2 separate regions of the Homo sapiens genome follow, and region 1 is linked to region 2. A link is an interaction called in ENCODE POLR2A ChIA-PET data of the cell type or tissue named here. Cell type or tissue: K562. All regions are shown on one strand. Each heading gives the region's core, and the rest is flanking DNA. Links, peaks and the distances in the headings are about the cores only.

What was found. Peaks named below come from ENCODE experiments on the same cell type or tissue, not always from the same donor. Only the 100,000 strongest peaks of a DNase experiment are listed, where the experiment ranks them.
Region 1: POLR2A ChIA-PET joins it to region 2 with 5 read pairs; 2 of 35 experiments call an interaction of 5 or more read pairs at or near these places.

Annotation. Positions count from the first base shown.
Region 1 is chr6:8,047,039-8,052,038 of GRCh38, forward strand. All of the region lies in intron 2 of BLOC1S5 (biogenesis of lysosomal organelles complex 1 subunit 5), which reads right to left. The region is part of intron 2 of BLOC1S5-TXNDC5 (BLOC1S5-TXNDC5 readthrough (NMD candidate)); the gene reads right to left. The region is part of intron 4 of EEF1E1-BLOC1S5 (EEF1E1-BLOC1S5 readthrough (NMD candidate)); the gene reads right to left. Among named protein-coding and RNA genes, the nearest start is that of BLOC1S5, 15 kb to the right of the region's middle. In K562, for the core only: no CTCF peak of the experiment used is centred there; no DNase peak of the experiment used is centred there.
Region 2 is chr6:7,577,098-7,583,639 of GRCh38, forward strand. It overlaps DSP (desmoplakin), which reads left to right. Exons shown (of 24, transcript NM_004415.4): 21 at 682-789; 22 at 1,367-1,465; 23 at 2,178-4,472; 24 at 5,545-6,542. Among named protein-coding and RNA genes, the nearest start is that of SNRNP48, 9.8 kb to the right of the region's middle. In K562, for the core only: no CTCF peak of the experiment used is centred there; a DNase peak (open chromatin) is centred at 2,964; H3K27me3 peaks cover 2,852 bases.

The DNA.
Region 1 (5,000 bases), core at 1-5,000, 470 kb after region 2:
CTCCTGAAGTCCTGGAATTACACGCATGAGCCACCATGCTTGATCTCAACATATATTAATATCTTTAAAACAAGAGACTTGCCTTAAACAAACAATAAGACCACCTCTCTCTCTCTCTCTCTCACACACACACACACACACACACACACACACACACACACAGTCAACAGTAATTTTTTTTTTTTTTGAGACAAGGTCTGGCTCTGTTTTCTAGGCTGGAGTGCAGTGGCACAATCTTGGCTCACTGCAACCTCTGCCTCCCTGGCTCAAGCAATCCTCCTACCTCAGCCTTCCAAGTAGCTGGGGCTACAGGCGCACATTATGACACTTGGCTAATTTTTGTATTTTTTATAGAGACAGGGTTGTCCCATCTCTCTATAAAAGACATTTGTTGACCACGCCTGGCCAACAATTTTTTAATATCAAAGTAGTGTTCACATTCCCTCAAATGTCCTATAAATGTTTTTTATCCCCCAGTTTGTTTGAACCACAACCTAAACGAGTTTTATATACTGCAATTGATTAATATGTTTCTTAAGTCCTTTTTAACCAATAGATTTCCCCTTTCACTTTTTTCCCTTGCAATTTGTTGGAAAAAAGTGAGTCATTTGTTCTGCACAGTTTCCCACAGTCTGTTGTTTGCTGAATGAATCCCCATGGTGTAATTTAACATACTCCTTTGTCTGTTCTCTTTCCTGTAAATTAGTCGTTAGAACTAAAGCCCTGATCAAATTCAGGGTTCTGTTTTTTGTTTGCAAGAATTTTTCAGACATGGGTTGTATACTCTCAACAGCATCTTGGTAGCATTCTGTCTTTGTTTACTAGCAGAAATACTCTATGAGGAGAAACTGCCCCCAACAACAACTTGGTTACTCTGAGTAATGTTCACATACAAAAGGCAAGACAGAACACTTGATTCTTTCTCCCGTATTTACCAGTTTCAAAAATAATGAGTTGGCTCCCTAGTATCCACTAAAGGTGATTAGAAAGGTTTTTTGTTTGTTTGTACATATCCCTATGACTCATAGATTTAGAGATATTTGAAGTTTTTCAATCCATTGCAGTATTTCTCATAGGACAAACGCAAGGCCTTTTGCACCAGATAATTGGTACTCAGATTATCCCAGCTTTGTCCAGTGGGAGCCTATTCAAGCTGGCTCTGGAATGCTTCAGACAAAACTCTAGTATTTTGTAGTAGCTCATTTGCTTTCTGGCATGATCTGATGCTCCAGGTTCATCCTCTCCATCTCCTGCTCTGGACTTGGAATGAGCAGGTGTCTAACCTCCCACTGGGATGTAGAAATGGAATTCGGAGACTGAGCACTAAGGCTGCTCACTTTTATTGGGTTGGTCATTGTTTCTAACTTTTCAGCGGAGAAGGCTAGGAAATATGTATTTTTTTAAAAAATAGATATATCTTGAGTTCATACTGATAGTCAAACTTAAATTAAAGACCACAGAATTTCTAATTACCCTCTTCTGTCTTATCTGTTTCTTTCCAGTTATCAAAACACCAACATAATTGTTTGTTTTATCGCTGATTCAGTCAAGTCATAATACCAATACTAGCATCAACAAAATGATTACTAAAATAAGAAATTTAATATATATTTTTTAACTTTTTCTTTTGAAGGTATATTTCACTAGGATGTAAAGTCAAATCATTGTGCCTTGAAATTATGTGGAAGAGTTGGCTGGGCACGGTGGCTCACGCCTGTAATCCCAGCACTTTGGGAGGCTGAGGTGGGCGGATCACCTGAGGTCAGGAGTTCAAGACCAACCTGGCCAACATGGTGAAACCCCATCTCTACTAAAAATACAAAAATTAGCTGGGCATGGTGGTGTACGCCTGTAATACCAGCTACTCAGGAGGCTGAGGCAGGAGAATCACTTGAACCCAGGGTGGCAGAAGCTGCAGTGAGTCGAGATCACACCACTTCACTCCAGCCTAGGTGAAAGAGACTCCGCCTCAAAAGAAAGAAAAGAAAGGAAAGAAAGAAGAGGAGGGGAGGGGAGAGGAAGGGAGGGGAGGGGAGGGGGGAAAGAAAGAGGCCAGGTACAGTGGTTCATGCCTGTAATCCCAGCACTTTGGGAGGCCGAGATGGGCAGATCACATGAGGTCAGGAGTTCGAGACCAGCCTGGCCAACATGGTGAAACCCCATCTCTACTAAAAATACAAACATTAGCCGGGCGTGGTGGCAGGCACCTGTAATCCCAACTACTCGGGAGGCTGAGGCAGGAGAATCGCTTGAACTTGGGAGATGGAGGCTGCAGTGAGCCGCGATCGCGCCATTGCACTCCAGCCTGGGGGACAAGAGCAAGACTTCGTCTCAAAAAAAAAAAGAAAGGAAAGAAAGAACGTGGAACAATTTCTCTCTGAGTAGCAATGTCACCATCCAAAAACACAGGCTTTTTTCTGTAAATTTTACTTGATTTTTAGGAATTGCTCTTTAAATTTAAAATTTAAATTATGTAAAACATTTATATGGCTCCAAAACTATATCTGTAAAACAAAATACATTCAAAGAAGTGTAGCTTCTACTCCTATCCTTTGCACCCTATCTCCTCCATAGCTTTCCCTTTAGGTAATTATTAACAACTTATCCAACCACTGTTTTAAGTACATACATGCATATATAAATGCATACATGTCAATGTGTATATAATTATGTATATACTTTTTTTTTTTTGAGATAGGGTCTCACTCTGTTGCCCAGGCTGGAGTAGAGTGGTGTGATTCTGGCTCATTGCAACCTCCGCTTCCTGGGCTCAAGCGATCCTCCCGCCTCAGCCCCCAAGTAGCTGAGAGAACAGGCACAAGCCACTATGCCCGACCAATTTTTGTATTCTTTGTAGAGACGGGGTTTCATCATGTTGCCCAGGGCTGGTCTCAAGCTCCTGAGCTCAAGCGATCCACCCACCTCAGCCTCCCAAAGTGCTGGGATTACAGGTGTGAGCCACTGTGTCCGGTGGATGTATATACTTCTAAGTGTACGCAAGCATACCTCACTTTACTATGCTTTGCAGATACTATGTTTTTTACAAATTGAAGGTTTGTGGCAACGCTGTTTCAAGCAAGTCTATTGGTGCCATATTTCCATCAGCATGAGCTCACCTTGTGTCCCTTTGTCACATTTGGGTAATTCTCATAAAATTTCACAAGTTTTCATTATTATTACACCTGTAAGGGTGATCTGTGATCAGTGATCTTTGATGTTACTGTTGTCATAGTTTTGGGGCGCCACAAACCACAATCACATAAGACCATGAACTTAATCTATGAATGTTGGGTCTGTTCTCATTGCTCACTGACTGGCCATTCCCCCATCTCTTTCCCTCTCCTTGGGCCTCCGTATTCCCTGTGACACACTGAAATTAGGCCAATTAATAACCCCACATGGCCTCTAAGTGTTCAAGTAAATAAAGAGTCATAAATCTCTGACTTTAATCCAAAACTAGAAATGATTACACTTAGTGAAGAATGCATGTTGAAAGCCAAGGCAGGATGAACGCGAGGCCTTTTGCACCAGATATTTAGCCAAGATGAGAATGGAAAAGAAACTTTTTTTTTTTTTTTTATTGAGACAGAGTCTCACTCTGTCACCCAGGATGGAGTGCGGCGGTGTGATCTCGGCTCACCGCAACCTCTGCCGCCCAGGTTCAGGCAATTCTCATGCCTCGGCCTCCCAAGTAGCTGGGACTACAGCCAAGTGCCACAATGCCTGGCTAATATTTTTGTATTTTTAGTAGAGACGGGGTTTCGCCATGTTGGCCAGGCTGGTCTTGAACTCCTGACTTCAGGTGATCTGCCCGCCTCGGCCTCCCAAAGTGCTGGGATTACAGGCATGAGCAACTGTGCCCAGTGGAAAAGGAAGATTCTTGAAGGAAATTAAAAATGTTATTCCATTGGGAGGCCGAGGTGGGCAGATCACAAGGTCAAGAGATCGAGACCATCTTGGCCAACATGGTGAAACCCTGTCTCTACTAAAAATACAAAAATCAGCTGAGCAGGGTGGTGCACACCTGTAGTCCCAGCTACTCAGGAGGCTGAGGCAGGAGAATTGCTTGAACCTGGGAGGTGGAGGCTGCAGTGAGCCGAGACTGCGCCACTGAACTCCAGCCTGGTGACAGTGAGATTCCATCTCAAAAAAAAAAAAAAGTTATTCTAGTGAACACACGAATGATAAGAAAGTGAAACAGCCTTATTGCTGATAGGGAGAAAGTTTGAGTGGTCTGGACAGAAGATGAAACCAGCCACAACATTTTCTTAAGCCAAAGCCTAATTGAGAGGAAGGCCCTAACTCTATTCAATCCTATGAAGGTTGAGAGAGGTGAGGAAGCTGCAGAAGGAAGGTTTGAAGCCAAGCCAGCAGAGGTTGGTTCATGAGATTTAAGGAAAGACACCATCTCCATAACATACAAGTGCAAGGTGAAGCAACAAATGCTAACGTAGACTGCAAGATCTAGCTACGATCATTGCTGAAGTAGCTACACTAAACAACAGACTTCCAATGTATATGAAACTGCCTGCTATTAGCAGAAAACGCCATCTAGGACTTTCATAGCTAGAGAGAAGTCAATGCCTGGCTTCAGAGCTTCAAAGGACAAGCTAACTCTCTTGTTAGGGGTTAATGCAGCTGGTGACTTGAAGTTGAAGCCGGTGCTCACATACCATTCCAAAAATCCTAGGGTCATAAAGAATTATGCTAGATCTACTCTGCCTGTGCTTTATAAAAGGAACAACAAAGCCTGGATGACAGCACATCTGTTTACAGTATGGTTTACTGAAGCCCACTGTTGAGACCTACTGCTCAGAAAAAAAGACTCCTCTCAAAATATCACTGCTCAATGACAATACACCTGGTTACCTGATGGAGATAGACAAGAAGATGCGTGTTGTTATTATGTCTGCTGATAGAACATCCATGCCTTTTTTTTTTTTTTTTTTTTTGAGACGGAGTCTTGCCACCCAGGCTGGAGTGCAGGGTGCGATCTCGGC
Region 2 (6,542 bases), core at 1-5,000:
TGACTTGCTGATTTGTTGTAAAGCGTATACACTTCCTGAGGATAGCAATTACGGTCTGTATATATTCTTTTCTGAACAAACCATAAAAATTAAAAATCTATTAGCTTGAATTCATTCCACATTGGCAGTATCCATTTGAATGGCTGGTTTCTATTCTTTGACTGGTGGTAGGTGCTGCATTCTCCATTTAGCATACAAAGATGTACTGCTTGGTTTAATAATGGTGTTTGTTTGTTTGTTTGTTTGTTTGGAGAGAGTTTCGCTCTTGCTGCCCAGGCTGGAGTGCAGTGGTGTGATCTCGGCTCACCGCAACCTCTGCCTCCTGGGTTCAAGTGATTCTCCCGCCTCAGCTTCCTGAGTAGCTGGGATTACAGGCATGCACCACCATGCCCGGCTAATTTTATATTTTTAGTAGAGACAGGGTTTCTCCGTGTTGGTCAGGCTGGTTTTGAACTCCCGATCTCAGGGGATCTGCCCGGCTCGGCCTCCCAAAGTGCCAGGATTATGGGTGTGAGCCACCACGCTAATGTAGTATTAGTTGCTTGGCCACTAGTGGCGCAAAGTCTTTGGAGTGGGCAATTAGACGTGCAGCCCAATGATTTAAAACTGTGGAACTGTAGCTGTTAGTGATGCTTTTTAAGTCTATGAAGGACACTTTTCTTAAACTTCATTATGCTGCAGGATTATGAGCTCCAGCTGGCCTCATACACCTCAGGACTGGAAACTCTGCTGAACATACCTATCAAGAGGACCATGATTCAGTCCCCTTCTGGGGTGATTCTGCAAGAGGTATATATGTCATCACATATCTCTTAAAACCTGCCCCTCCTTCTGCTTCTTCCCTTTTCCCTGTCTCCTGCCTCTTCCCTTTTCCCTGTCTCCTGCCTGTCTTCCTTACCATTGCTGATTTCATCCCATTACAGGGTACCACTTTAAGAGGTTTAATAGCAGGTTATGTGCCCTCCAGTGTGAGTCATTGATGTATGATACATTTTCAGAAATGATCAGGAATGTGTTATTTAGAGTCTTTGTAGAAATTGGGCTTAAATTTCTGGGTTTGATGAGAGAGACTTCTAAAAAGTGGAAAATACAGAAATTTCTAAAAGACAGCCTCTTCTCAAAGATGTCAGAGACTATCGTACCTGTCAGATGGTTTAGGGGAAACAGCCTGGAGAGATGAGAATGGGATACATTTTTGGCCCTTTGTTTTGCTGTACTTTCTTTTGCTGATTTTGGAATGAACACACTAAAGAAGAGAATTCACTCTTTATAATTTCACTATTTTAGAAAACAAAATCGGTCAAATTACATAGGACTTTTTTTTTAATGCAATATCTTTTTCTTTCTTTCCTTCCTTTTCTCCAAGGCTGCAGATGTTCATGCTCGGTACATTGAACTACTTACAAGATCTGGAGACTATTACAGGTTCTTAAGTGAGATGCTGAAGAGTTTGGAAGATCTGAAGGTAATTTATACTGTCTTTTCTTGTAGCGTCAAAAAAGAAAATAGAATAGAACCTTATTATTACTTCCACATTATAACATGGATTTGGACACATCCTGGTGAAACTGTATTTCCTCTAAAGGTTTAGTGTAATACTGCTTGTTTGTAAGTCTGGGGTTACTTCCATGCTCCAATACGCTGCTTTAAATGAACTTAAGTAATAGTCATAATATTGCAACAACTTTGCCAAACAAAAGTCACTTGATTTAATGTTTGGTTAAGGAATTTGCTTTATTTCTCTGTGTTAAAGATAACATCTTGGACTAGGTATATTTGAATTTTTTATATTCAGTGATTGTTCCCTTTATTCCTCATTTATGATACTTAAATTGAGATTATATGTAAACTTATTTTAATGTAAACTTGAAATAAAGGGAATATAATTTATGAAATCATAAGCTTTTGATTTTGAAAGAAATTACCTCATTTTACAGATGAGGTAGCTCAGACTCAAAGATAATATATCATTTGCTAAGAGCATATGAGCAGCTGGTGCAAGAATTATGATGAGAATCCAGATTTCTTGAATATTTGCCTAGTCACTCTTTGCATGTATGTCCATGTGTGTAAAGAGAAATAAGAATGCACATTGGTCTGGGAGGGGAAAAGTACTGCTTCTTTCTTGGAATGTGAGGTGTTTTTCTTTTGACATAATCTCTGATTTCATTCCACAGCTGAAAAATACCAAGATCGAAGTTTTGGAAGAGGAGCTCAGACTGGCCCGAGATGCCAACTCGGAAAACTGTAATAAGAACAAATTCCTGGATCAGAACCTGCAGAAATACCAGGCAGAGTGTTCCCAGTTCAAAGCGAAGCTTGCGAGCCTGGAGGAGCTGAAGAGACAGGCTGAGCTGGATGGGAAGTCGGCTAAGCAAAATCTAGACAAGTGCTACGGCCAAATAAAAGAACTCAATGAGAAGATCACCCGACTGACTTATGAGATTGAAGATGAAAAGAGAAGAAGAAAATCTGTGGAAGACAGATTTGACCAACAGAAGAATGACTATGACCAACTGCAGAAAGCAAGGCAATGTGAAAAGGAGAACCTTGGTTGGCAGAAATTAGAGTCTGAGAAAGCCATCAAGGAGAAGGAGTACGAGATTGAAAGGTTGAGGGTTCTACTGCAGGAAGAAGGCACCCGGAAGAGAGAATATGAAAATGAGCTGGCAAAGGTAAGAAACCACTATAATGAGGAGATGAGTAATTTAAGGAACAAGTATGAAACAGAGATTAACATTACGAAGACCACCATCAAGGAGATATCCATGCAAAAAGAGGATGATTCCAAAAATCTTAGAAACCAGCTTGATAGACTTTCAAGGGAAAATCGAGATCTGAAGGATGAAATTGTCAGGCTCAATGACAGCATCTTGCAGGCCACTGAGCAGCGAAGGCGAGCTGAAGAAAACGCCCTTCAGCAAAAGGCCTGTGGCTCTGAGATAATGCAGAAGAAGCAGCATCTGGAGATAGAACTGAAGCAGGTCATGCAGCAGCGCTCTGAGGACAATGCCCGGCACAAGCAGTCCCTGGAGGAGGCTGCCAAGACCATTCAGGACAAAAATAAGGAGATCGAGAGACTCAAAGCTGAGTTTCAGGAGGAGGCCAAGCGCCGCTGGGAATATGAAAATGAACTGAGTAAGGTAAGAAACAATTATGATGAGGAGATCATTAGCTTAAAAAATCAGTTTGAGACCGAGATCAACATCACCAAGACCACCATCCACCAGCTCACCATGCAGAAGGAAGAGGATACCAGTGGCTACCGGGCTCAGATAGACAATCTCACCCGAGAAAACAGGAGCTTATCTGAAGAAATAAAGAGGCTGAAGAACACTCTAACCCAGACCACAGAGAATCTCAGGAGGGTGGAAGAAGACATCCAACAGCAAAAGGCCACTGGCTCTGAGGTGTCTCAGAGGAAACAGCAGCTGGAGGTTGAGCTGAGACAAGTCACTCAGATGCGAACAGAGGAGAGCGTAAGATATAAGCAATCTCTTGATGATGCTGCCAAAACCATCCAGGATAAAAACAAGGAGATAGAAAGGTTAAAACAACTGATCGACAAAGAAACAAATGACCGGAAATGCCTGGAAGATGAAAACGCGAGATTACAAAGGGTCCAGTATGACCTGCAGAAAGCAAACAGTAGTGCGACGGAGACAATAAACAAACTGAAGGTTCAGGAGCAAGAACTGACACGCCTGAGGATCGACTATGAAAGGGTTTCCCAGGAGAGGACTGTGAAGGACCAGGATATCACGCGGTTCCAGAACTCTCTGAAAGAGCTGCAGCTGCAGAAGCAGAAGGTGGAAGAGGAGCTGAATCGGCTGAAGAGGACCGCGTCAGAAGACTCCTGCAAGAGGAAGAAGCTGGAGGAAGAGCTGGAAGGCATGAGGAGGTCGCTGAAGGAGCAAGCCATCAAAATCACCAACCTGACCCAGCAGCTGGAGCAGGCATCCATTGTTAAGAAGAGGAGTGAGGATGACCTCCGGCAGCAGAGGGACGTGCTGGATGGCCACCTGAGGGAAAAGCAGAGGACCCAGGAAGAGCTGAGGAGGCTCTCTTCTGAGGTCGAGGCCCTGAGGCGGCAGTTACTCCAGGAACAGGAAAGTGTCAAACAAGCTCACTTGAGGAATGAGCATTTCCAGAAGGCGATAGAAGATAAAAGCAGAAGCTTAAATGAAAGCAAAATAGAAATTGAGAGGCTGCAGTCTCTCACAGAGAACCTGACCAAGGAGCACTTGATGTTAGAAGAAGAACTGCGGAACCTGAGGCTGGAGTACGATGACCTGAGGAGAGGACGAAGCGAAGCGGACAGTGATAAAAATGCAACCATCTTGGAACTAAGGAGCCAGCTGCAGATCAGCAACAACCGGACCCTGGAACTGCAGGGGCTGATTAATGATTTACAGAGAGAGAGGGAAAATTTGAGACAGGAAATTGAGAAATTCCAAAAGCAGGCTTTAGAGGTATTCACAAATACTTGATCACAGCTTCACTGTTTCTCAAATTATTCATCACATTATTATCTCATCTGAACTGTGCTCTTTCTGCTTAAATAGATGCTTATAGAAAATCTAATTTTTCTTTTTATTGCTCTACTACTTCCTGTCATAATCCAGGTAACTGCTTTAAAATAATTTCAATGCTGTGTGCCCTGCTGTTCTTTAATTGCATCAAATGCTGATCTCTGGGTAGCCTGTGTTTGGCCCTGCTTTTAAGAACACTAATACATGTATAACTTCCTCCGAATGTTCCATTCTACTTCTTAGAAGTTAGCTCTTATTTAGTGAGCTATGACATACATTTGTAATGAAAATTTTCTTAAATAGAAGCCATACTAAAGTGTTTCCCTATGCAATTTTTAAAACACTTTTTCTTTTGCCTGCTTAGATGATTTTTTTGCATGGATTATTTAGTGTTCGCTTTTGATCATGGCCCTAGTGTGTTTCCTTTTGTTTGACTTTCCTTCTCCTAACCCTTAATTTAAAAATAACTTATTTAACTTCTACAGACAATATTTGTGTGTGGCTGGGTTGGTGTGTGTGTGTGTGTGTGTGTGTGTGTATATCTATATATTATATATATAATTATATAATTACATAATATATATTTATCTATAATATATATTTTATATAATATATATCTTCATATATTTGTATTGCTTCATTAAGTATGTTCATCTAGCTGTAACAGGTGAGATGTAGGTGTAGCAGGTATGATAACCTGAAACAAAACTCCCCACATTTTTTCAAAGCATAATTATTGTTAAGAGTAAGACAGGTCTGCAACTTACAGTTCCTTCTATAGAAAAAAATAGTAAGTATGAAGCCATTTATTGAAGTGGCAACATATACAGAATTTTTCCCACAAATTTGTAAAATAACAAGCTCACAGTGTATCCAGGGACAATATAGAAAGAAAAAATAAGCAAGGCTTTTTTTTTTAAAGATAGATACACAAAAGAAAGTTAAGTCGTGATAGTAATATGATATGATTCAAAACATTATTTTTTCCCATTTCTTTCTTCTTCAATTCCAGGCATCTAATAGGATTCAGGAATCAAAGAATCAGTGTACTCAGGTGGTACAGGAAAGAGAGAGCCTTCTGGTGAAAATCAAAGTCCTGGAGCAAGACAAGGCAAGGCTGCAGAGGCTGGAGGATGAGCTGAATCGTGCAAAATCAACTCTAGAGGCAGAAACCAGGGTGAAACAGCGCCTGGAGTGTGAGAAACAGCAAATTCAGAATGACCTGAATCAGTGGAAGACTCAATATTCCCGCAAGGAGGAGGCTATTAGGAAGATAGAATCGGAAAGAGAAAAGAGTGAGAGAGAGAAGAACAGTCTTAGGAGTGAGATCGAAAGACTCCAAGCAGAGATCAAGAGAATTGAAGAGAGGTGCAGGCGTAAGCTGGAGGATTCTACCAGGGAGACACAGTCACAGTTAGAAACAGAACGCTCCCGATATCAGAGGGAGATTGATAAACTCAGACAGCGCCCATATGGGTCCCATCGAGAGACCCAGACTGAGTGTGAGTGGACCGTTGACACCTCCAAGCTGGTGTTTGATGGGCTGAGGAAGAAGGTGACAGCAATGCAGCTCTATGAGTGTCAGCTGATCGACAAAACAACCTTGGACAAACTATTGAAGGGGAAGAAGTCAGTGGAAGAAGTTGCTTCTGAAATCCAGCCATTCCTTCGGGGTGCAGGATCTATCGCTGGAGCATCTGCTTCTCCTAAGGAAAAATACTCTTTGGTAGAGGCCAAGAGAAAGAAATTAATCAGCCCAGAATCCACAGTCATGCTTCTGGAGGCCCAGGCAGCTACAGGTGGTATAATTGATCCCCATCGGAATGAGAAGCTGACTGTCGACAGTGCCATAGCTCGGGACCTCATTGACTTCGATGACCGTCAGCAGATATATGCAGCAGAAAAAGCTATCACTGGTTTTGATGATCCATTTTCAGGCAAGACAGTATCTGTTTCAGAAGCCATCAAGAAAAATTTGATTGATAGAGAAACCGGAATGCGCCTGCTGGA